2 separate regions of the Homo sapiens genome follow, and region 2 is linked to region 1. Evidence: read pairs that join two places in POLR2A ChIA-PET (ENCODE). Cell type or tissue: CD4-positive, alpha-beta T cell. All regions are shown on one strand. Each heading gives the region's core, and the rest is flanking DNA. Links, peaks and the distances in the headings are about the cores only. Region 1 has its middle 42 kb from the start of FSD1L. Region 2 overlaps ABCA1 (ATP binding cassette subfamily A member 1).

The links. ChIA-PET counts read pairs that join two places held together with the same protein. Peaks named below come from ENCODE experiments on the same cell type or tissue, not always from the same donor. Only the 100,000 strongest peaks of a DNase experiment are listed, where the experiment ranks them.
Region 2: POLR2A ChIA-PET joins it to region 1 with 5 read pairs; 3 of 35 experiments call an interaction of 5 or more read pairs at or near these places.

Annotation. Positions count from the first base shown.
Region 1 is chr9:105,399,490-105,412,102 of GRCh38, forward strand. It overlaps a transcript of SLC44A1 not described here. Among named protein-coding and RNA genes, the nearest start is that of FSD1L, 42 kb to the right of the region's middle. RefSeq lists a silencer at 5,985-6,185. In CD4-positive, alpha-beta T cell, for the core only: no CTCF peak of the experiment used is centred there; a DNase peak (open chromatin) is centred at 6,112; H3K27me3 peaks cover 897 bases.
Region 2 is chr9:104,886,099-104,898,711 of GRCh38, forward strand. It overlaps ABCA1 (ATP binding cassette subfamily A member 1), which reads right to left. Exons shown (of 50, transcript NM_005502.4): 3 at 3,004-3,097. Among named protein-coding and RNA genes, the nearest start is that of ABCA1, 36 kb to the right of the region's middle. RefSeq lists enhancers at 1-373, 374-1,099, 1,100-1,826, 1,827-2,552. In CD4-positive, alpha-beta T cell, for the core only: no CTCF peak of the experiment used is centred there; no DNase peak of the experiment used is centred there.

The DNA.
Region 1 (12,613 bases), core at 4,531-8,530:
ACACACACACACAAGTTGTGTAATAAGCAAATTGAAAAAAAATTGAGAAAAGGAGATTAGCTATGTAAGAATCCCAGGCTAGGCATATGACTAAATTCCAAGCTTCCTGTTAGTCCTGTCAAAGAGGAAATCAAGAAAGGTACATATTTAATGTTAAATTTTAAAAAGCATAAATAAAAGTTCAATAGGAAGGACTGGGCAGGCATTCACAATAATGTAAATAATATTTAATACATTGGATTAATGTTTATAATAGTGAAGAAAGCAGGGGCTCAAGCAATGCATGATCTCATTTATATGAAATAAATTTTCTTAGACATCTTAAAATATAGTAGGTGCTCTCTCAGTCCTGTAGGCACTGGTAGTTAACTGGTTAATTGAAAAACTGGGTTAAGGAGGAGAATCATTGAAAATGAAAATTTTTGGCCAGGTGCAGTGGCTCATGCCTGTAATCCCAGCATTTTGGGTGGCCGACATGGGTGGATCACCTGAGGTAAGGTGTTTGAGACCAGCCTGACCAACATGGAGAAACCCCGTCTCTACCAAAAATACAGAATTATCCGGGCACGGTGTCACCTGCCTGTAATCCCAGCTACTCAGGAGGCTGAGGCAGGAGAATTGCTTGAACCCGGGAGGCATACGTTGCGGTGAGCCGAGATCGTGCCATTGCACTGCAGCCCGGGCAGCAAGAGTGAAACTCCGTCTCAAAAGAAAAAGAAGGCTGGGCGCGGTGGCTCATGCCTGTAATCCCAGCACTTTGGGAGGCTGAGGCAGGTGGATCACCAGATCAAAAGATCGAGACCGTCCTGGCCAACATGGTGAAACCCCGTCTCTACTAAAAATACAAAAATTAGCTGAGTGTGGTGGCGCATGCCTGTAGTCCCAGCTACTCGGGAGGCTGAGGCAGGAGAATCGCTTGAACCAGCGAGGTGGAGGTTGCAGTGAGCCGAGATTGTGCCACTGCACTCCAGCCTGGTGACAGAGCAAGACGCCATCTCAAAAAAAGAAAAAGAAAAAGAAAATTGTTTTAAACTACAACATGTCAATGTTTATTGGCCAATTGTTGACATAGGTATATTCTTCTTTCTGACTCCTGACTCTTCTGAAGTTGTCTACTGTCTTTGACATTAAAGACACCAATAATGTAACCTCCCGAAAGTGCAATAATATGAAATATTGATTTATTAAAATGGATTAAAAAATTTAGAAATGCTTACAAAGCCCACTGAATATAGGTTCCCAGGTTTTTTATAGTTTTTATAATTTCTTTGCAATGTTTGTATTTCTCACCTACACATAACTTGAGAGTAGTAGTTTTAGCACTTACCTTTATTGAACCTTTGCAAGGTATTCAACTTTTCAAAGGGTTAATTTTTATAGAAACTACTCTTTTCATATTCATTGTTTTTATCAATATACGTAATATTTAAATAATCCTGGCAGTAGTGTAACCACTACACCTGGCATAACATGTTGAAATATACACACCTGACCCTTGTTAGCACAACCTCCTGATGCTGAGAATGAGAACACAGAACACAGGCCTCTGAGTGGAAGCCCCTCTCCAGGAGCATTCAGCATACGACAGTCATCAGCCAGTACATTCTACAGAAGCTTGGAAAAGATCGGTTTATTTGGCAAAATGGTTAAGTGAAAGCCAGCTGTGAAAGCCATCTATTTACATAAAAATGATGATTATGGTTATCTCTGTTTTGTGGGACTATGAGTAATTTTAGCTTTTCCTTTGCTTATTTGTATATTTAAAATATTCCTCTATAGTTTTTAACAGGAAAAAATTATATTAAACACAAATAGCTGGGTAAGATAATAAAATGATAGTAACTAAACCAGTGTGATAATAGGCCAGTGGAATAGAAGAGAAAGTTTCCAAAACAAATCGTATTATTTATAAGGGATTATACTTAAAATAGAATATACCTAAAATGAATAAGGAAGGAAAGAGTCCATTTAATAAATTGTAATTTAGGACAATGGGCTTTCAATTTGAAAACAAATCTAAGTCAAATCTAAATGGATTTAGGATTTTTTTATTATTATTAGACCAGGGAAAGGTCAGGAGGAGGAGTGGAGAGGATCTGATAAAATTAGAAAGATTAGAAGAAATAATAGAAATGATAGACTTGAAATAATAGGATGATGGAAATGATAGGTGGGGATTAGGGAGATGCACGTCTCACATTTCCTGGAAATTGTGATGTGTGAGGCCCATTTCAGATGCATTTCCTAAGCATGCTCACAGCAGCGTGCTAAATGTATCCACTTTCATTCAACAAGCATTTCCTGAGACCTCTTCTGGTCAGCCAGAGTTATATTCTGGGAGCTCAGTTCTAAATACTCCCTGATCTTAAGTAGCTCACAGCCTAATGAGGGACGCAGAGAGCAGTGATAGTAGAGAGTGCTTTGGAGCACACAGGAAGGTGTTGAGGTCATTAGGAGAAACTGTCTCAGCTGAGTCTTGAAGGATAAGCAGGGATTAGCCAGATGATGAAGGGGTGGGAGGGTGATTCTACCCAGAATAGAAGCACTTTGGCACTCATATAGCAACATGAGGAACAGAAGTCATTCAGGATGTCCAGAGCAAAGAAGATGTGCGTTTGCACCAAGAGGTGACCCTGGAGAGGATACAGGACTCTTACATGTGTGTTCAGACCTAAAGTGTGTGTTGTGGGGAGCCTGTGACAGGTTGTAAGCAGAGGAGCAATCTAGCCATATGGAGACTGCGTTGAGAGTGGAAATCTAGAAGAGAAAGACTTGGGAGGAAGGAAGCCTGAGCCGGGGCCTAAGAGGAGGACTGGAAAAGAGCAGGATTCCAGCGAGAAATCCAACAGGCTTGGTGACTAATGAAATTGGAGGGAAAGGGAAAATAAATCATGAAGGCCTATACTCAGGATGACGTGTGCCATCTCTTCATTTAGAGATGGGGGCTTTTGCCAGATGGTCAAATTCATCTAAGCTCTGATTCTCTACTTCATTGAATATTGGAAATATTTACCTTTTCTGTTCCATGCTAACTGTTGTAAAATCTCTGTAGTGATAGGAAGGAGTCCATTAGAGTTAGAGGTCCTGAAAATATTTATCTGTGCCAGCAAAAAATGTTTTCCACTCCCTGATAATGATTTCTGGTTTTCAGCTCCCCACATAACAAAGGCGTGTGTCGCTTAGGTAGTTGTAGACAAACCTCTCAATGACTCCAACTCTACTCTTCTACATTGTCATGCTAACCATTGGTGTGCTTCTATGCTAACAAGAAATAACATGCAATATGTTTTTAGTGTCTGTTTATATATTTATGCTGCTTTTGTTTTCCAAGAAGGCATATATACAAAAAGATTTTTTTTAACCCCAGGCTGGAGTGCAGTGATCCCATCATAGCTCACTGCAGCCTCAAACTCCATAGCTCAAGCGATCCTCCCACCTCAGCCTCTAGAATAGCTGAGACTACAGGCATGCACCTTCACACCCAGCTTTTTTTTTTTTTTTTTTTTTTTTTGGAAAGGCAGGGTCTCGCTTTGTTGCCCAGGCTGGTCTCCAACTCCTGGATTCAAGCAATCTTCCCAACTCAGACTCCCAAAGTGCTGAGATTACAGGTGTGAGCCACCATGCCCAGCCCGAAAAGATTATTAAACTAAAAATATAAAAGCAAAGACATAAACAGGAAGAAACAAATATGCTGGACTCTGGGACTAATATGGTCACAGTGCATTGAAGCCTTAAATTCTTTCAGCTTTCTTAGCAACCTGATAGGAAAGGAAAACACAAAGATCGATAGAATTTTATTCTCTGGTAGAAGAAGGTTTATGCATTCTTCAGTTTACTGTGGAAGCAAAAATAACCCACATATGGCTCTTAAATTGGGATTTGGGGATGCTAAGCTGGGGAAGTCCCAGCATGTAATTTCCTGATGCTTTCACTGAAGTTGTTACCTCATACCTTATTTAGATCTGTTTCTACTATGAGTTACACGACATGGTTCTTGGGTGTAAATAAAACAGAAAGATAAGTCTTCATTTATTTCGGATACATTCACTGAGTTCTACATTAGCTAAGAATACCAGAATAAGAGACCCAGCCTCTGCTCTCTGAAAACTCACACCATATTTAGGAAGCAAAGGAGTAAGCAGATGATTGTAATCTAGTGTGCCAGCCACTCTAACAGAGTTAACTCAGGAGTAGCAGGGAGACCCACCTGAAGGTGGGAGGGCCAGGGAGGTGGGGCTGTAATAAGCAAATAAGCCTTTGGGGAAAGGGAAGTAGAGAGTGTTCCAAGGAGGAATAGCGTGTGTGAAGAAATGATGATGTGTCTGTGAATCTGTACTGAAGTGTAGGTGTGGGGACATGAAATTGGAGCGGTCAGTAGGGATCAGATCTCGAGGGTCTTGCAGGCCACCCTAACGGTCTTGATTTTATGCTGCAGAAAATGAGGACTTGCTGAAAGATTTTAACCAAAGGAATGTTTGGAGATATTTGCCTTTCAGGGGAAAAATTACCCTGACAACAGTGGGGAGTATGGCATGGGGTGAGTTGCTTCTGGGCCAGGAAAACAAAGTGAAGAGACCATTGTAAATATACCATGTGATTCAGAATGAGAATTCCAACTAGGGCACTAGCAATAAGAATGGAGAGAAAAGGCAGGAGAATCGCTTGAACCTGGGAGGCGGAGGTTGCAGTGAGCTAAGATTGTGCCACTGCACTCCAGCCTGGGTGACAGAGCAGGACTCATCTCAAAAAAAAAAAAAAAAAAAAAAGAATGGAGAGAAAGGGATATATTTAAAAGCTAATGGAGGGATAGAATCATCAAAAACGGATGATTGGTTGGTGTAAGGGGCCAAGTGAAAGAAAGACAGGAGTGAAGCGTGAATCTCCAGGTCCTGGTTTGCATGCAATGCTGCATTGGAAAATAATTTACTTTTCACCTGGAAAGAACCACTTTAAGATGAAGCCGTATTTACTTTCATAAAGAGACAAGATAAAATAACAGAAAAAGCACTGATGTAGGATTTGGAGTATTTGAATTTATTGCCAGTGCCTCCAGTCCAGTCATGGGTTGTTTGTCCTCTCTGCCTATTTTCTTGACTATAAAATGTTATATGCTCAGCCTGTGCTGTAGGACTACGATGATAAATAAATGAACTTAGGGGATAGGAATATGCTTCGAAAGCAGTTAAATACAACAGAGTTGTTATCTCCTTATTTTCTGATGCCTAAAGGAGACAGCATCGTATAAGGAAGAGAACAAAGGTTTGGCACTATGGATATAGATTTGAATCTGTCTCTGCCTCTTGCTGTAGAAGCTGGGTAACCTGCGAAAGCCACAAAAGCTTTTTGAGGCTCAGGATCTTCCTTTGTAAAATGGGAATAGTCATGTTTTATAGGGATTGTGTAAGACAATGATAATTTTTTCATTTCACTCATTCATTAGCTAACAGATATTTAATGAGTACCTACTACGTGTTAGAAGCCAAGAATATAAAAGTGAACAGAACAAGCTAGAGTCTCCACGCTAGTTTTATGTATAAAAGCTAATGGTGGCTAGGCGCGGTGGCTCACATCTGTAATCCTAGGACTTTGGGAGGCCAAGGCGGGTGGATCACTTGAGGTGAGGAGTTTGAAACCAGCCTGGGCAACATGGTGAAACTACATCTCTACTAAAAATACAAAAAATTAGCTGGGTGTGATGGCGGGCACCTGCAATCCCAGCTACTCGGGAGGCTGAGGCAGGAGAATCTCTTGAATCGGGGAGGCGGAGGTTGCAGTGAGCCGAGAATGTGCCACTGCACTCCAGCCTGGGCGACAGAGCAAGACTCCATTTAAAAAAAAAAAAAAAGCTAATGGTGGGATGATATGATTGAAATGGCAGAGCAGGAAATTCCAAAACTCCATCATTCCACAAAAACGATGATCAAATTGACAAAAACTGTCCAATCAATTTTTACCAAATTCTAGAATCTAATAAAGAACTTACACACCTAGGCAAATGCTAAATAAAGACATTTCAGTAAGAGCATTGAGGCATGTTAACTTATCTGCATACCATCTCCACTCACCAGCTTAGCAGCATCTGTGAAAGTGGTGGCTCATGTTTCTGATGTGGCTTGCCAATGCCCAAGTAAGCAATGTGTGGTTAGACCTTGTTCTCAAAAAAAAAATTGTGGTTGTGTGTTTTGAATTGTCTGGTGGCTCCCTGAATGATCAACTCAGGGGTTTATCTTTGTGTCACATGCCTCAGAAGCTTCTTAGGGTTGAAGTGATCTCCCAAGTGACATTTGTCAATGGCACTTAAAGGCTTATATACTAGCTGCAGCAACCTGTGGTGAAGAATAACAGATGCGGCAAACGGCAGACAGATGGAAGCCTGGGAAAGAAGAGGCTAGAAAAGGACATACACGGAGGAATAACAGCTTTCAAAAGCTCCTGCATATACTAGGAAATGTCCAAGGCCACACACATGCCCAGGGCTTGACACAGGAAGGACCTGAGAAGACCACAAACGTTCGCTTCTGGCTAACCTTTCGATGCAAGCAGGAAGTAAAGGCTAGAGCAGAGTTGTAAACAGTCTTGCTAAGGGTTAAGCAGTGCCCCCATAAAGAATGAATGTGCAAAGACTGGAAGGTGATCTCTTTTTTTTTGTGGCTCCAGGTATTTAAGGAAAACTCTGTCAAATCACTAGCTGACCATAAACTAACAAAACAGAGACTTCAGTGGCCACACACACACACACCAAAGAATACAGTCTCTACAATACATAGTTCAGAAAAGTCATTAAACAAATAAACAACGATAACCCACAATAAGCCAGCAACTACAAACCCTAGGGAGGAGGAAGAATCTGATTTCCAGAGTTGCCACATTATAATATGCAAAATGTCCAGTTTTCAACAACAAGAAATTACAAGGTACACAAAGAAATAAGAAAGTACAGCCTATTAACAGTAGAAATTAACAGAAACTGGCCAGACGTGGTGGCTCACACCTATAATCTCAATACCTTGGGAGGCTGAGGCAGGAGGATTGCTTGAGGCCAGGAGTTCAAGACCAGCCTGGGCAACATAGTGAGACCCCATGTCTACCAAAAAATAGAAAAAGTAGCCGAACATGGTGGCGTGCATCTGTAGTCCCACCTACTCAGGAGGCTGAGGTGGGAGGCTTCCTTGAGCCCACGAGTTCAAGGCCGCAGTGAGCTGAGATTGAGCCACTGCACTCCAGCCCGGGTGACAGAGCAAGACTTCATCTCTTTAAAAAAAATTTTTTTAAAAAGAAACTGTCTTTGAAGAAGCCCAGATATTTGACTTACTAAACAGAGACTTTCAATCAACTGTCTTAAATATGCTCAAAGACACAAAGAAAGTGAAGGACAAAGAACTAAAGAAAATCAAGAGAACAATGTTTTACCTAATAGAAGACATCAATAAAAATATAGAAATGATAAAAAAGGGAACCAAATAGAAAACCTGGAGTTGAAAATAACTGATATCAAAAATTCACTAAGAGGGGTTCAGTAGCAGATTTGAGCAGGCAGAAGAAAGAATCACCAAATTTGAAGATAGATCAACTGAGATTATTCAGTCTAAGGAGCAGAAAAAGAAAAGAGTGAAGAAAACTGAACAGAGCCTAGGAGACCTGTGGGATACCCTCAAGCATACCAACATACACAGAATGGGAGTCCCAGAAAGAGAAGAGAGAAAGAAAGGAGCAGAAAGAATATTTGAAGAAATATTGTCTTATAAGGTCTGGGCTATAAAGAAAAAAATACTTGAAGAAATAATGGTTGAAAACTCCTCAAAAGTGATAAAGACATGAATGCACATCTAAGAAGCTCGACAAACTCCACATAAAATAAACCTAAAGAGATCCACACTCAAACAGATTATAACCAAATTGTTGACAAAGAAACATAGAAAATATTGAGTGCAGCAAGAGGGAAGCAGCTCACTACATATAAGTGATCCTTAATAAGATTATTCCCTGATTTATCAGAATGAGGGATGATGTATAGTAACCCTGAAAGAAAAACAATTGTTAATCAAGAATCCTGTATTCAATAAAATTCTCCACCAAAACTGAAAGAAGGCCAGGCACAGTGGCTCACACCTGTAATCCCACTGTAATCTCAGCACTTTGGGAGGCTGAGGCAGGCGGATTACCTGAGGTCAGGAGTTCAAGACCAGCCTGGCCAACATGAGGAAGCCTTGTCTATACTAAAAATACAAAAATTAGCTGGGCGTGATGGCACATGTCTGTAATCCCAGCTACTTGGGAGGCTGAAGCAGGAGAATCACTTGAACCTGGGAGGTGGAGATTACAGTGAGCTGAGATCATGCCACTGCACTCCAGCCTGGACAACAGACCAAGACTCTGTCTCAAAAAATAAAAATAAGGCCAGGCACGATGGCTCACACCTGTAATCCCAGCACTTTGAGAGGCCGAGGCAGGTGGATCACCTGAGGTCAGGAGTTGGAGACCAGCCTGGCCAACATGGTGAAACCCTGTCTATACTAAAGATACAAAAATTAGCTGGCATAGTGGTAGGCGCCTGTAATCCCAGCTCAGGCAGGAGAATTGCTTGAACCTGGGAGGCGGAGGCTGCTGTGAGCCGAGATCTCGCCACTGCACTCCAGCCTGGGCGACAGACTGAGATTCCGTCTCAAAAAATAAAATAAAATAAAAACAAAAAACTGAAAGAAATCAAGACATTCTCATACAAACAAAAGTTGAGGAAGTTTGCTTCTAGTAGACCTGCCCTATGAGAAATGCTAAGGGAAATTATTCAGGAAGAAATGAAAGAACACAAGTAACTCTAGCTATACAAAAAAATAAAAAATAAAAACATCAGTAAGGAAACTACATAGGTAAACATAAAAGCTAGTATTATTGTATTTTTTGTTTGTCACTCATTTGTTGTTGTTGTTGTTGTTGTATTTGAGACGGAGTCTTGCTCTGTTGCTCAGGCTGAGTGTAGTGGCATGATCTCAGCTCACTGCAACCTCCACCTCCTGGGTTCAAGTGATTCTCCTGCCTCAGCCTCCTGAGTAGCTGGGACTACAGGTGCATGCCACCACATCTGGCTAATTTTTGTCTTTTTTAGTAGAGACAGAGTTTTACCATGTTGCCCAGGCTGGTCTCGAACTCCTGACCTCAGGTGATCCACCCACCTCGGCTTCCCAAAGTGCTGGGATTACAGGCGTGAGCCACCGCACCCGGCCTGTCACTCACTTTTTTTCTACATGATTTAAAAGGCAAATGCATAAAACAATAATTATAAATGTATCTGAATGAACACACAATGTATAAAGATATAATGTATGACAATAACAACATAAAGGGAGAAGGTGGAGCTACATAGGAACACAGTGTTTGTACATTATTTAAGCTAAATTGGTATTAATTCAAACTAAATTATTATAAATTTAGGATGTTAATTATAACCCCCAAGGTAACATTAACAAAATAACTAAAAATATACATTCATAAAAGGAAATGAGAATCAAAATAATACACTAGAAAAATCAATTAAACATAAGAGAAGACACAGATATGATATAAAGGAAATAAACAACAAAATGGCAGAAGCAAGGCCTTACTTACCAGTTTTTTAAAATGTAAATGGATTAAACTCTTCAGTTAAAAGGCAGAGTTAGTGGCATAGATTAAAAAACAGACTCCAACTATATAATATCTGCAAGAGACTCAATTTACGTCCAAAGACACAAATAGGATGAAAGTGAAAAGATGGAAAAAGATATTCCATGCAAATAGTCATCAAAAGAGAACTGGAGTAGCTATAGAAATATCAGACAAAACAGCCAGTAAGACAAAAATTGTTACTAGAGAGGACATTTTATAGTCATAAAAGGAACAATGCATCAATAACATATAGCAATTATAAACATATGTGGGCCAAGTGCAGTGGCTCACCCTTGTAATCCCAACACTTTGGGAGGCCAAAATGGGAGGGTCACTTGAGCCTAGGTGTTCGAGACCAGCCTCAGCAACAAAACAAGACCCTGTCTCTACAAAAAGTTTTAAAATTAGTCGGGTGTAGTGGCGTGTGCTGGTAGTTCTAGCTACTCAGGAGGCTAAGGTGGGAAGATCCCTTGAGCCCAGGAGGTCGAGGTTGCAGTGAGCTATGATCACGCCACTGCACTCCAGCCTTGGTGACAAAATAAAAAATAAGCATATGTGCATCTAATAAGAGAATCCACAGTACACGAAACAGAAACTAACAGAATTAAATGGAGAAATAGACAAATCAACAATAATAGTTGAGACTTCAATATTTCATTTTCAAAATGGATAGAATAACTAGACAGAAGATCAAGAAGAAAATAGAAGACTTGAAGAGCATCATACACCAACTAGACATAATAGACATCTGTAGAGCACTTTATTCAACACTATTCTTCTGAAGTGCACATGGATCATTCTCAAGGCTAAACCATGTTAGGCCACAAAACAAATCACAGTAAATTTTAAAAGATTTAAATCATATAAAGTATATTCTAGGTCAAAATAGAATGAAATTAGAAATAAATAACAAGGAAATTGACTCAAAATGTTATGAAAATAACAAGTAAATTACCTCAAAATAGACCTAAATATAAGAGCTAAAACCCTAAACCTCTTAGAAGAACTCATAGGAGTAAATCTTCATGACCTTGGATTGGGCCATTGTTTCTTGGCTATGAAACCAAAAACACAAGCAATGAAAGAAAAATAGATAAATTGGACTTCATCAAAATTGGAAAATTTTTGCCTCAAGGGACATAATCAAAAGTACAAAAAGACAACCCACAAAATGGGAGAAAATATTTGCAAATCATGTATCTGATAAAGGTCTACTGTCCAGAATATGTGAACAACTCTTACTACTTAACAACAAAAAAATAAACAACCCATAACGAGCAAAGGACTTGAAGAGCTATTTCTTCAAAGAAGTTTAAAAATGGCCATGAAGCACATAAAGAGATGCTCAATGTCATTAGGGAATTGCAAATCAAAACCACAAGGAGATACCACTTCAAACCCACTAGAATGACTATACTCAAACAAATAGACAATAAGAAGTGTTGACGAGAACACTCATACATTGCTGGTGAGAATGTAAAATGGTGCCACCACTTGGAAAACAGTTTGGCAGTTTCTCGATAAGTTAAACATAGAATTACCATGGGATGCAGGTATATATCCCAAATGATTGAAAACAGGTGTTCAAAGAAAAACTTGCTCACAAATGTTCATAGTAGCATTATTCACGATAACCAAAAAGTAGAAATAACTAATGTCCATCAGCTGATGAATGATAAGCAAAATGTTGTATATCCATACAACAAAATACTACTCAGCTGTAAAAAGAAATGAGGTACTCATACATGCAACAACATGGATGAACCTTGAAAACATGATGCTAAGGGGAAAAAGCCAGACACAAATGGCCACATATTGTATGATTCCATGTATATGAAATATCTAAAATAGGCAAAATCCATAGAAACAGAAAGCACATTCATGCTTATCAGGCACTGGGGAAATTGGGAATTACTGCTTATTGGAAATACGGTTTCCTTTTTGGGTAATGAAAATATTCTGGAACTGTATAGTGGTGATGGGTGCAAAACTTTGTGGATGAACTAAATACCACTGAATTGTACACTTTAAAATGGTTAAAATGGTAAATTTTATGTTATATATATTTTACCAGAATAAAAATAAAGACATACAGAAAAGTTAGAAGAATAGTTCAAAGAATTTTTATATATACCCTTCATCTACATTCCCTAAATGTTAGTATTTTAATGCATTTGCTTTTTCTCCTCATTTCCACTCCTCTATCCTTCTTCCCTTCTCCTTCCCCTTCCCCTGCTTCCCTTTTCCTACCTCTCCCTCCCTCTCTCTTGCTCTGTCTCCATTTCTCTCTGTCTCCATCTCTCTTGGTCTCTCTCTGTGTATGTGTGTGTGTGTGTGTGTGTGTGTGTGTGCGTGTGCATTTTACAGACCTTCTTTAAATTTTAACAGTTGTCCCACTAATGTTCTTTATGGAAAAAAGCTTTTTTTTTTTCTGGTCAACAATCCAATCTAGGATCACACATTGCATTTCATTTTCATGTCTCTTTAATCTCTTTTAACTTGGAGCAATTGCACAGTCTTTTGTTGTCATTCATGACCTTGATGTATTTGAAGAGTCAGGCCATTTATTTTCTAGAATGACCTTCAATTTCGGTTTGTCTAAAGCTTCCTCATGATTAGATCCAAGGTATGCCTTTTTGGCAGGAATACCACAGAAGGCATAACTGTGTCCTTCTCAGTGCATCATATCAGGAGGCACATGATCTCGTTTGTCCCATTACTGTGTGCTAACTTTGATCATTTGGCTAAGGTGGATCTTCCTGGTCTCTCCAATGTAAATGTACTGTTTCTCCCTTTGTAATTAATAAGTATCTTGTGGAGACATATTTTGAGACTATGTAAAAGTCCTATTTCTCATCAACTTTTCACATTATCTATTCACATTCTTCTCTGAAACAGCTATTACTGGTGTTTTCATATAATGATGATTTTCTAATTTCATCATTCTTCCTATATTTATTAGCTGGTGTTC
Region 2 (12,613 bases), core at 5,009-9,008, 510 kb before region 1:
GACAAAGACTCAACAAATGAGCCTATGAGGATTTTCCAGGCACTGTGGGAGTGAATCTACCCCAGCACTTACTCTGCTGTTGCCCAGCAGGAACACTCCTTCCATCTCACAGCTACCACCTCCCTCCAAAGTGGGAACCTTGTTTTATTCATCTTTTTATTTTCATGCAAATGGGCTGAGAAGTTAATCCAAAGTCAGGACTTGCTGCACTTTGCATTTCAATATAGGGTCTTTCTTTCTTTTCTATCCATACTCCAACCAGAGAGGCAACACCCAAAGCAAGGATGTGATAAGATCTGATCACTGTGGCCACCCTCTGCAGGGACTCTGGCCTATTGAACATTTACACAGTTAATCTCCCTATCTTCCTGTTAATAGTTCAAGGAAAACCAAACAAGGCCCCTTGCCTAAGTCAGCTGCTCTTCATTCAGGGAGATTTATGTAACCCAACCAAATACTCAAAGGACCAAAAGATTCTCCCCTTTCAATGCCAGGAGACACTGGCACTGTAGACAGACTGGCATAGGTGAAAAGCAGCACAGGGCAGTGATGGTGAAGGTATTTCAGGTTATCCCTTAGCAGGGGTGGCAAAGGCCCTTCCTTGTACGTTGTGCCCCATCCTATTTGCAAACAAAAGTAGGATCAGGACTAGGCAGTGGGTGTACAGGAAGACAAGTAAATAATATAATGGGCTCTCAGGACCCAGGGAAGTTTTTAAGACCTTGATAACTCTGGTTTGAACTGGGGAAGATTTACAGAGAATTTCAAACCAGTCCTTTGTTCCTAGGGACAAGACACCTCTCCAAGTTTCACCTTAACTTTTAACTCTGCTCTTCCAACTAGGTCCCTGGAGGGTGATGAGAAAAGAAGGTAAGGTTGCAAGAAGTGCATGGATATGGCCGGGCATGGTGGCTCATGCCTGTAATCCCAGCACTTTGGGAGGCTGAGGCGGGCGAATCACCTGAGGCCAGGAGTTCGAGACCAGTGTGGTCAACATGGCAAAACCCTGTCTCTACTAAAAATACAAAAATTAGCCGGACGTGGTGGCACATGCCTGTAGTCTCAGCTATTTGGGAGGCTGAGGCAGGAGGCTCACTGGAACCTGGGAGGCAGACATTGTAGTGAGCGGAGATTGCACTACTGCACTCCAGTCTGGGCAACAGAGCAAGACCATCTCAAAACAAACAAACAAAGAAGTGCATAGATGTAAGGAAAAGTCTCATTTACCATCAGTATATACAAGAATTTCAGAACTTTTCTGAAAATTTATGATCTGGAGTCAGAGGAATCTAGGTTAAAACTCAACAATCTGCCCAAGATCACAACCTCGGTGAAGGGCAGAGGCAGGATACAAACAAACCCCAACTTGTCTGATGCCGAAGACATTTGCTATTTCCACTACACCATCTTGCCTGCTTGTAATCATTCCAGAAAATCATTCGTCTAGTAGATGAAAAAACTGAGTTTGCCCTTGAAACTTATACTTCAGTGGTGCTTGGCATAATGCTTAAATAAAATCTAAAATGTATTTGCTCATCAATCAAAAAAATCTCTTTGGGGTTCCAAAAGAGAAAACAGAATTATCTCACAGGCATATAAATTGCATATAAATTTCAGTTTATGCTTTTTTTTTTTTTTTTTTTTTTGAGACAGAGTCTCACTCTGTTGCCCAGGCTGGAGTGCAATGGCGCAATCTCGGCTCACTGCAACCTCAGCCTCGCAGGTTGAAGCAATTCTCCTGCCTCAGCCTCCCCAGTAGCTGGGATTACAGGTGTGCGCCACCACGCCTGGCTAATTTTTGTATTTTTAGTAGAGACGAGGTTCCACCGTGTTGGCCAGGCTGGTTTCAAACTCCTGACCTCAAGTGATCCACCCACCTTGACTTCCCACTGTGCCTGGCCCGCTCTTTTCTTTTTTGATGAAATCAGGAAATCACGTCTCAGAAAATGTTTCTTGAGGGGTGTGTGTGTGTGTGTGTGTGTGTGTGTGTGTTTAATATGACTATGTGTGATGTGCATTAGAAAATCAGCAAGTAAATAACTGTTGCTATATATTGTGAGAAAGATGGGACCAGGCCAAGAAACACAATTAAAAGGTGGCCCTGGCCCCACTGCTTTCCTGGAAGAACAGTATCTCATAAGCTTGTGGGTCTCGTAGGGGTATGGACTGAGCTGCTTAGTGGTAGGAAAAATCACTAGGGCAGTGAAACTGAAGTCCCAGCTACATTTCCCAGCTACGTAAATGTTGATCCTTTAGATCTGGCCATTTCTGCAGTGTCAATCCACCCACTGAGCCCAGCCCTAAGAGAAAGACTGTGATTGTAAGATGATACACTGACAATAATAATATGAGGTAGGTATTACTATTCTCTGTTTAAAAGAAACTTAAATCACTTGTCCAAGGTCATATGCTTAGTGAATGCTGACACCAGAATTCATACCCAGATAACCTGACATCTGGAGCCTGTGTTGTTAGCCACTACTGTATTTTCTATGCTCACTGTAAAGGCTGTTATCAAAATACATGATTGACAGATGATCTGAGTTCTATTCAAGGTTGTTATGAGAATAAAATAAAATAATATTAGTAAAACTGAGAAGTTCTACACAAATGCTGCTTAAAATTCTGTGTTCCATGATTTGCAATGTGTGATTAAGACATCATGCATATGGAAAAGACTAGGTGTTAAGGCATTATCTTAAATGTGCTTTTAATCACCACTTTCTAAAATTATCAGTAAGGTTATTCTATTTTCATGATTTAAAATGTGTAAAAGAGATGTTGTCTACTGTTATAATTACAATTATCACCATTCACTAGGACTGAAAACAGTCTCCTGAGTTCATGCCTTATCAACAAATTAGAAGCCTAGGTTTTCTGATCCAAAGCATGTGTGATGTTTCCCAAAGACAGCATCTTTGGAAAAGTCCAATTTAGCCCACGTTAATTGCCTGGATTTTCCCTGCCATTGGTGAGTCTCAGGCAACATCCACAGTTACTTACATTCATGTTGTTCATAGGGTGGGTAGCTCAGCCGAACAGAGATCAGGATCAGGAAGATAAATAGAGGCCAGGCCACTTCCAGCAGCAGCTGACACTGAGTGGGAAATAAGATAGAACACTGTAAATTTAAAAATAATATGGATATCCAATGCCACTGGGATCTGGGAAATCCACAGACAACTTCATTTACTAATTAATCAACTTCTCCAGTCTCTCCCACCACTCTCTAAGCTTTAACAGAACTGTTTGGAGTCCCAACCTTTTAACATACCATTCCATATACCTCTGTGTCTTCCCTTAGGTAAGGGAAGATGCTTCCTATCGTGCTTTATCTGGTTCACTTCTATTCATTCTTCAGGATTCATCGTGGCATAATTTCCTTTACTAAAATCTCAGCCTGAGCTAGAAGCCCTCCTCCTGTGCTACTCCAGTAACCCAGGCACACTCCTCCTGTAGCATTTTCCTGGAGCTCCTGAAATCATCTGTTTCTGTTGCTGGCTTCCTCAGCACATTGAGCACTCTGAAAGCAGGCACCCATCTGTCTGCATTCCCAGCCTTAGCATAGTGCCAGGTATGTGGTGACTATGTTGAGAGGAGAGGACCAGGCCAACCTGCTGTGCTAAATACACACAACCCTTGCTCCTCTAATTGCACACAAAGCTGCTCCCTATGGGGCAGAGAAGAGGGCTCTCAAAGACAATGAAAATTCACACATAGTTCCATATTGACCTGTGTGCACTCAGGACTGTAAAGAGAGAGTGCAAAGTCCTTCCCCATCTGTCCAGGTCTGGTCATCATCTTCTCCGATGAGTTAAAAAGATCATTGAACTTCTAAACAAGCATGATACACTGGTTAAAACAATGAGGTTTCTCCAAAGGAAAACCCTGCCTCAGTGAGTTACCAGGCGATAAATTAGCAGACGGACAAGATGGAAATCACTAGACACAATATAATTGAGCCAGTAGTGTTCAGACAACTAGTTACACTGCCTGAAGTCTATCACCTCTCCCATTCCTTTCATTTCTATATTCCAACGTTGTAATCAAGATAAACACCAAAGAGCCCAAAAGAGTCACAGGGCCTTGTGTTTCAGAGTAATTATAACTTACAACTGTGGCTTCAGAGTCACACAGCCAAGATAATACTGGTATAAAATCCCTTTTTGTCTTCTTTTTTTAAAAAAAGCAAAAGATTGGGCTGGGCACAGTGGCTCATGCCTGTAATCCCAGCACTTTGGGAGGCCAAGGCCGGTGGATCAGCTGAGGTCAGGAATTCGAGACCAGCCTGGCCAACATGGTGAAACCCTGTCTCTACTGAAAATACAAAAAAGTAGCTGGGCATAGTGGTGGGTGCATGGAATCCCAGGTACTTGGGAGGCTGAGGCAAGAGAATCGCTTGAACCCAGGAGGCAGAGGTTGCGGTGAGCTGAGATTGTGCCACTGTACTCCAGCTGGGGCAACAGAGAGAGACTCCGTCTCAAAAACAAACAAAAAAAAAAAGCAAAGATTTTTTTTTTTGAGACAGGGTCTTGCTCCATCGTCCAGGCGGTACGATCCGGAGATCATAGCTCACTGGAACGTCAAACTCTTGGGTTCAAGTGATCCTCTCCCCTAGGGCTCCCAAACTGCTGGGATTACAGGCGTGAGCCACTGCACTGAGCCAAAGCAGAAATTTTTTCTTGATCTTCAAGTCCTTATATTTTTATGGAAAATTTGAAAATAAAAAAATACAGAAAAGTTTAAAAAGGTAAATATAAATCACCTTAATCCTACCTCCCAGAGACAATCCCTAGTAAACTGAAGTAACAATGGATCTCTGTTAACATCTTTTGTCTTTTTTCATGCATACATAAATAATATTTTTTCTCTACAATATTGAGACTATGCAGCATATATACTTTTGTATTCTGTTTTTTCATTTAACATCATACTGGGAGAGCATTTCCCATGACATAAAATATAATCTTAAAACATGTCCTGTAATGTCTACTTGATATTCCACTCTATGAATAGATCATAATTGAACCTTTCTGCTAGGTGCTCGTGCTTCAGATTGTTTTGGGTGTTTTTATTTATTTATTTATTTGTTGTTTTATTTCTGATATTTTTAAAAAACTGTTTTTTATTTCCAAAGACCTTTGATATGGTTCTACATTAAACTCTTTTAAAAAATCTTTTTGGCGATGGATGCAGTGGCTCATGCCTGTAATCACTTTGTGAGGCCAAGGCAGGCGGATCACCTGAGGTCAGGAGTTGGAGACCAGCCTGGCCAACATGGTGAAACCCCATCTCTACTAAAAATACAAAATTTTAGTGAAACGCTGTGTCTACTAAAAATACAAAAATTAGATGGGCATGGGGGTGTATGCCTGTAATCCCAGCTACTTGGGAGGCCAAGGCAAGAGAATCACTTGAACCCAGGAGGCTAAGGCAGGAGAATCACTCGAACCCAGAAGGCCTAGGTTGCAGTGAGCCGAGATCACTGCATGATCACGCCACTGCATGATCAGAGTGAGACTGGGCAGAAGGAAATACAGCAAGATAATGACAGTGGATGTACTAGGATGATAAGAACGTAGGTGTGGCTGGCGCAGTGGCTCCTGCCTATAATCCCAGAACTTTGCGAGGCCAAGGCAGGCGGATCACCTGAGGTCAGGAGTTTGAGACCAGCCTGGCCAACATGGTGAAACCCCATCTCTACTAAAAATACAAAATTAGCCGGGCGTGGTGGTGCATGCCTGTACTCCCAGCTACTTGGGAGGCTGAGGCAGGAGAATCACTTAAACCTGGGAAGCGGAGGTTGCTGTGAGCTGAGATCACGCCACTGCACTCCGGCCTGGGCGACAGAGCAAGACTCTGTCTCTTAAAAAAAAAAAAAAAAAAAAAAAAAAAAAAGTGATGTTTTTAATACTTTCCTGTCTTTTCTAAATTTTCCACAATGAGCATGTATAAATTATCTCATGGAACAAAAAAACACTGTTACCATAAAACTATCAAGAATAGTTTGCATAGACGGCACAACAGAATGAAAAATAAAGGCAAATGGATCCCTCTCTGGAAGAAAGCATGCTGACAGTGGAGTACTCAAGACCAAAGATGGGGCTGGTCTTGCTAATATTTCTGTAAATAATCCCAAAGAGGCAACATACTCAAATTTCCAAGCTTGGGAATGACATTCAGCCTTTTCTTTTTTTTTAATAGCAAACACCTTTTTATTCTGTAGCTTATTTTTTAAGTTGAGATATACATATATATCACATTGCATATCTTAAAGATATACAATTTTTATTTGTCAATTATACCTCAATAAAGCTGGGGGTGGGGGTGGGGAAGAAAGCAATTTTCTTTCTGCCAAAGAACAAAACCATGACTCTATGAAAATGAACTTTTCTCCCAGCTGAGCCAGGACTCCCTCATCTCAATTTCCCCAGGTACTTTGTGTCTGTATCAGCACTTGGTACACCAGGGACCCTATTTATATATAAGCTTCTCCCTTAGGGTCACTTTCTTCTTACTAAGCCTACCACATGATAATGGCTTTAAAAATGTTTGGTGAGTAAATGAGCTGGTTTAAAAGATAATGAACACGGAAATATAAATCAGTTGAGCCCTTTGGGAAAGCAATGTTAACAATACGTATTCAAGAGTCATGTTTATCCCATTTGCCCAATTACTATTCCTGGAAATTCATCCTAGGAAACTGAACTTAAGATATCAAAAAGCTATATGCATAAAGTTATTCATTCATTGAAACATTATAATTGCAAAATATTGGAAACAACTTAATTGCATAGCAATAGGGAAATGATTCAATTATGGTACATGTACTCAACAATATATCATGCCATCATCAGAATAATGTTTATGAAACACAGAAATCATTAGCCATGTAATATTAAGTGAAAAAAGCAGAATACAAAATTATATGCCATTCCAAGCTTGTAGCTGAATAAAATCACTTATAAATATTAACAAAGACAGGAATACAACTTTCCTTTTAAATGGCATGACTGTAAATAAATTTAGAAAATACTTATGAGGCCGGGCGTGGTGGCTCACACCTGTAATCCCAGCACTTTGGGAGGCTGAGGTGGGTTGATCATGAGGTCAGGAGTTCAAGACCAGCCTGGTCAAAAGGGTGAAACCCCATCTCTACTGAAAATACAAAAAAATAGCTGGGCATGGTGGCGGGAGCCTGTAATCCCAGCTACTCGGGAGGCTGAGGCAGGAGAACTGTTTGAACCCAGGAGACAGAGGTTGGGGTGAGCCAAGATCGCTCCATTGCACTCCAGCCTGGGCAACAGAGTGAGACTTCACCTCAAAAAAAAAAAAAAAAAAAAAAAAAAAAAAAGAAAAGAAAATACTAATGAAATTAGGGGAAAAAAATGAAGCTAAACAAAGAGTATGAGTAAGATAAATAGCCATCAGCCTTGAAGCTCTGAAACTACCATTTGTACTTTAAGGATAAATAGTAGCTACTGTTTATTTAGGGCCCAATATGTACAAGGCACATTTTATATTAATTACTTAATTTAATCCTCAGGACAACCCTGTGAGATAGGAAACATTATTGTCTTGATTTTATATGTAGCAAGGCTAAGGCTGGAGGAAGGGTAAATCACAGAGATAGTCAGTAGCGGGGTTGAGATGAGCAGCCAATTCTACCCAACTCAGGAGGCCACATGACATTCTATTTGACACCACGGGTGACTCAGGTAGGAAATGGCCCCACTAGGTGGAATGGTCTAGAAATATCAACAGGATCCAGAGAGGTAAAATTAATTCACAGCTTGTAGATTTATAATACTTACAGCCAATATTGGGCAGCTACTGTGTACTCAAGACGTTTTGTGTATCTCATCTCCAGTATTTAATTCATAATAACCCTGTGAGGTAGGTTGTATCATTACCGTTTTAGAAGTGAAGAAACTGAGGTTTGAACAAGTTACGAGCCATAAGAAACTGCACCAATGTTTGAACCCAGATCTACTGACACTTAAGTGTGTGCTTTTGTACCCATCATGCTGCCATCACAAAGCTATGTTTAGGACATATACCTTTTAAGATATGCCACTTAAAAGAAACCTAGCACTTGCCAGCCCTGCTGAGCACTGATCTGACCCAATTAATCAAGGCTTATGTTCCTGGATATCTCTGCAGCCCCCATATCTAGGATCCTGTAGGGCAGCAGATGCTCAAAATATGTTGGTTGACTGAAAAAAATGAATGGATCTTCCCCATGGCAACTGACAGCAAAGGGCAAACAAAAAATCTTACAAGCCATTTGGAGCAGCTGAAGCTGGTGAGTGTAAGCAGATCAGGAAAAGAGGTTAAAAAAAATTGATGATGATAATAATAATGAAAGGTCTTACTATGTACCAGGGTTGTGAGTGCTTTATACACATTAACTCATTTAATCATCAAACAATCCAATTAGTACTCTTGTTATACACATTTTACAGAAGAGGAAGCTGAGATTCAAAGAGTTAATACACTGCCCAATGGTCCAAGATTGGCAAATGGCAGAGCCAAGATTCAAAGCCACTCTGACTGAAGGGCTCCTTCTCTTCGCCATTATGGACCCCAACCTCCTTATGCACTTTGCCTTCACTTACCAGAGCATACAGACACCTGCTCTCTCAAAGCCCTTGCTGAGCTGGGAGACTAGCATGTATGAGTGAATTAAAGAGACTGTCTGCAAAGTTCACACCACCTGAGCCAGAGAACTCATGAGAGACAAAATTTAATCTTTGCCCTTTTATCTTGGACCTCTAAAATTCTTCCCATCATTGAACCTAGAACTCACCTTCCAAACCCAGGGGAATGTTCCAGGTATTTCTTTTCATAATAGCCTCCCTCTAGAAACCAAAGTTGACTTCTGCCAGGATATGCCATTATGGCTACACTCATTAATAAAATCAGATTTCTCCTCCTTCTCTAAGCTTAGCACTTTTCCTAAACATAAACCCTCATAAATAGCTTGGAAATGAAGTTGATCCTTTACCATTATAAATTCCTACAGAAAACTCTTCTAAATCTTGCTTTGGTGCCTACCCACCCAACCCCACACCTCCCCATGGGGTGGGAAGATGGGAAGAAACATTGTTTTTAAAAGGCGTTTCTCACCAAAGTCAAAGCTGCTCCAAGAGTACCGAAGCACCACTTTGCACTTCCCATCTTGCTATTTCAACATGGGGATAATATGAGCAGGCACTGCTAGAGCAGATTTTCTTGATAGTGACCCTACTGACATTTGGGGCCAGATAGGTGTTGTGAGAGACTCTCCTATGAATTCTACGAAGTTCAGCAGCATCCCTGACCTCAACCTCTAAATATCAGCACATACATTCCCAGGATTGTGACAACCAAAAATATCTCCAGATGTTATGTCCCTGGTGGAAGGGTGAGGGTGGGGTGGGGTAGGGGGATAACCGGCCCCGGTCGAGAACCACTGCTCTAGAGTTATTATGAGAATTAAATGTATTTCACATAGAAGGCTTAGCACAGAGTCTAGTACTTATCATCATGTTATTCAATATGCATCAAACCACTCTTGAATCATCATTCATAGTTATGCCAACATCTCCCACACTACAGATGTTCACTGTCCACTTGATTATTCATGCCTGACTTTTGCTGCTGGCTGCCGAAGTTCATAGACCACAATCCAGTCACTCTGTGAACCCATTTCCCTCCCTAGCCTGAGGACACAGTCACGGTGCTCTTAAATTCTTGAGATTTAGCCACGTTAATTCAAGGTTAGGGCAGCGCAAGGGCCATGTACAAAGAACAGAGAAAACTAGCAGAATAAAATTGGGCCTTAGGCAAGAGGCTTCTGAATCATGGTAGCCAAAATAATGCACTCCGCGCTGAAAAATGAAGTCGCTATTTCTTAGTATTGAGAGATTCTTGAGAATATAATGGGGGATAAAAAAAGGAAACAAGAAGAATAAACATCAGAAAGGAAGAGATGAAAATATCCTTTCTGTTTCTGGCATGGTCGTAAATCTAAGAGAACTCACAAAGTTAACTAAAAAGCTGCAAATGATTTGCAAGTATGGGTAAGTTAATCAGAACCAAGGTAAATTCTCCTAAATAATAGCATTGCTATTAGTCTCTGAAAACCAGTTAAATTAATATAATGTGGGGAAAAGAGAATACTATCCACAGTGAGAATGGACACATAAACAAAAAAACCTAGGCATTAACTTAGCCAAACATGTGCTTCTTACATAAAAGAAAACCACAGAACTGTAGTAGGATAAATAAAGGAAGATGAGAATTAAGGAGAGCTAAACTCTGCTTCTTCATGAGTTCATTTAATATCCAAATTTCCCAAGCTAATTTATAGATTTAACACAACTGAACTTAAAATAGCGATAGGGTACTTTTTTGAGCTTGATAAGGTAATAACATTCAATGGGGAAAAAACAGATAAAAATATCAAAAGATATTCTGAGAGGCAAAAAGGTAAGTGGGGGACAATGAGCTCCCCCATATATCAGAATGTTCATCAAATTCAGGGTACATTCTGGGCTCTATCAGCACCAAAACTAAAACTACATATCAAATGACCAAATGAATAACTCCAAAATTGCTCCCTACACATCTTTTTTTTTTTTTTTTTTTTTTTTTTTTTTTTTTTTTCAGACAGAGTTTCACTCTGTTGCCCAGGCTGGAGTACAGTAGTATGGTCATAGCTCACTGCAGCCTTGACCACCTGGACTCAAGCAATTCTCCTACCTCAGCCTTCCAAGTAGCTGGGACTCCAGGCAAGTACCACCATGCCTGACTAATTTCCTTATTTTTATAGAGATGGAGTCTTGCTATGCTGCCCAGGCTGGTGTTGAACTCCTAGTCTCAAGCAATCCCCCCACCTCAGCCTCCCAAAGTGCTGGGAATACAGGCATGAGCCACCATATCCAGGTTTTAATAAATGTCCCAAAAATAACTAGAAAAGGAATCACTATTTAATCAAGTGATTATTTATTAAATAATCACTGGGATGACATGATATGAATGTGAAGAAAAATTAATTTTAGACCCATCCCTAACAGCATACATGCCAATGAGACCTGGGAAAACTAAAGTGAAATCTTAAGGATCACATCAGAAAAATGCTAGAGAGGGGAAATGATTTTTAAAACCAGGCCTGCCTTCCCTGAACTACAAAGTCTCATGCATTGATGGTGGCTATTTAAATTGGTTGGATCCTCTGGAAAGACATCTGATCAGACACTTCAAGGGCCATTTCCCTTCAACCTAGTAATCCTGTTCCTCAGATTTTGGCCTACAGAAATAATACAAAAATAATAAAAGATTAAATGTATAGAATCTTTATAGTAATTTATTTGTAACAGCACACATGGAACAATCTAAATGTTGGCAACAGGGTTTGAACTTATAAAAACTGTGTTAATGGATTACTGCACAGCTATCAGGAATGTCAAAGGCATCATCCCACAGTAGATTTGGAGCCAAAAGATCCCAGCCCTCCTCTTAGCAACTTTTTATTTTTTGAGACAGAGTCTCGCTCTGTCACCCAGGCAGGAGTACAGTGGTGCAATCTTGGCTCACTGCAACTTCCACCTGCCAGGTTCAAGCAAATTCTCCTGCCTCACCCTCCCAAATAGCTGGGATTACAGGCAAGTGCTACCACGCCTGGCTAATTTTTGTATTTTTAGTAGAGATGGGTGTCACCACATTGACCAGGCTGGTCTCAAATTCCTGGCCTCAAGTGATCCGCCCACCTTGGTCTCCCAAAGTGCTGGAATTATAGGTGTGAGCCACCATGCCCGGCCATTAACTTATTAACAATACTCTCTTCATCTGTGAAACAGAAATTGCAACGCATACACCTCAGAATTGCTGTGAGAATCAAGAAAGTAATGGATATCAAAGTATTACTTTCAAAACTATAAAACACAGCCTACACATCAGAAATCATTATTCTAAATCAGAAGATGATTTAGAAATATGTGAACACGCACACTAAATAATGTTAAATGAAAGAAGAAAACAGCATAAAATGGTCCATGTATATGTAATGATTACAATTGCTTTCTTGGGCCTTTGTCATTCAAGTTCCCTCTATCCCAAGAGTCACCAGACAATGTGGCCTGACTACCTCAGGGAATCCTCTTGCACATAAAATAAAATTAAATTCTCAGGGGGCACTGTGGGTCACGCCTGTAATCCCAGCACTTTGGGAAGCCGAGGTAGGAGGATCACAAGGTCAGGAGTTTCAGACCAGCCTGGCCAATATGGTGAAACCGCATCTCTATAAAAATACAAAAATTAGCTGGGCATGGTGGTGGGCGTCTGTAATCCCAGCTACTAGGAGGCTGAGGCAGGAGAATCGCTTGAAACCAGGAGGCAAAAGTTGCAGTGAGCCGAGATTGCTCCACTGCACTCCAGCCTGGGCGACAGAACTAGACTCCGTCTTGAAAAATAAATAAATAAATAAATAAATAAATAAATAAATAAATAAATAAATATTAAATTAAATTCTCCTTCCCCAGGAGAATTGGCCCTAAATGATCTGGTCATGTCTACTACCAACTCATCCCCCGCCAGTCTTATTCACTCCACCAGTGCCACTGGCTTTCTT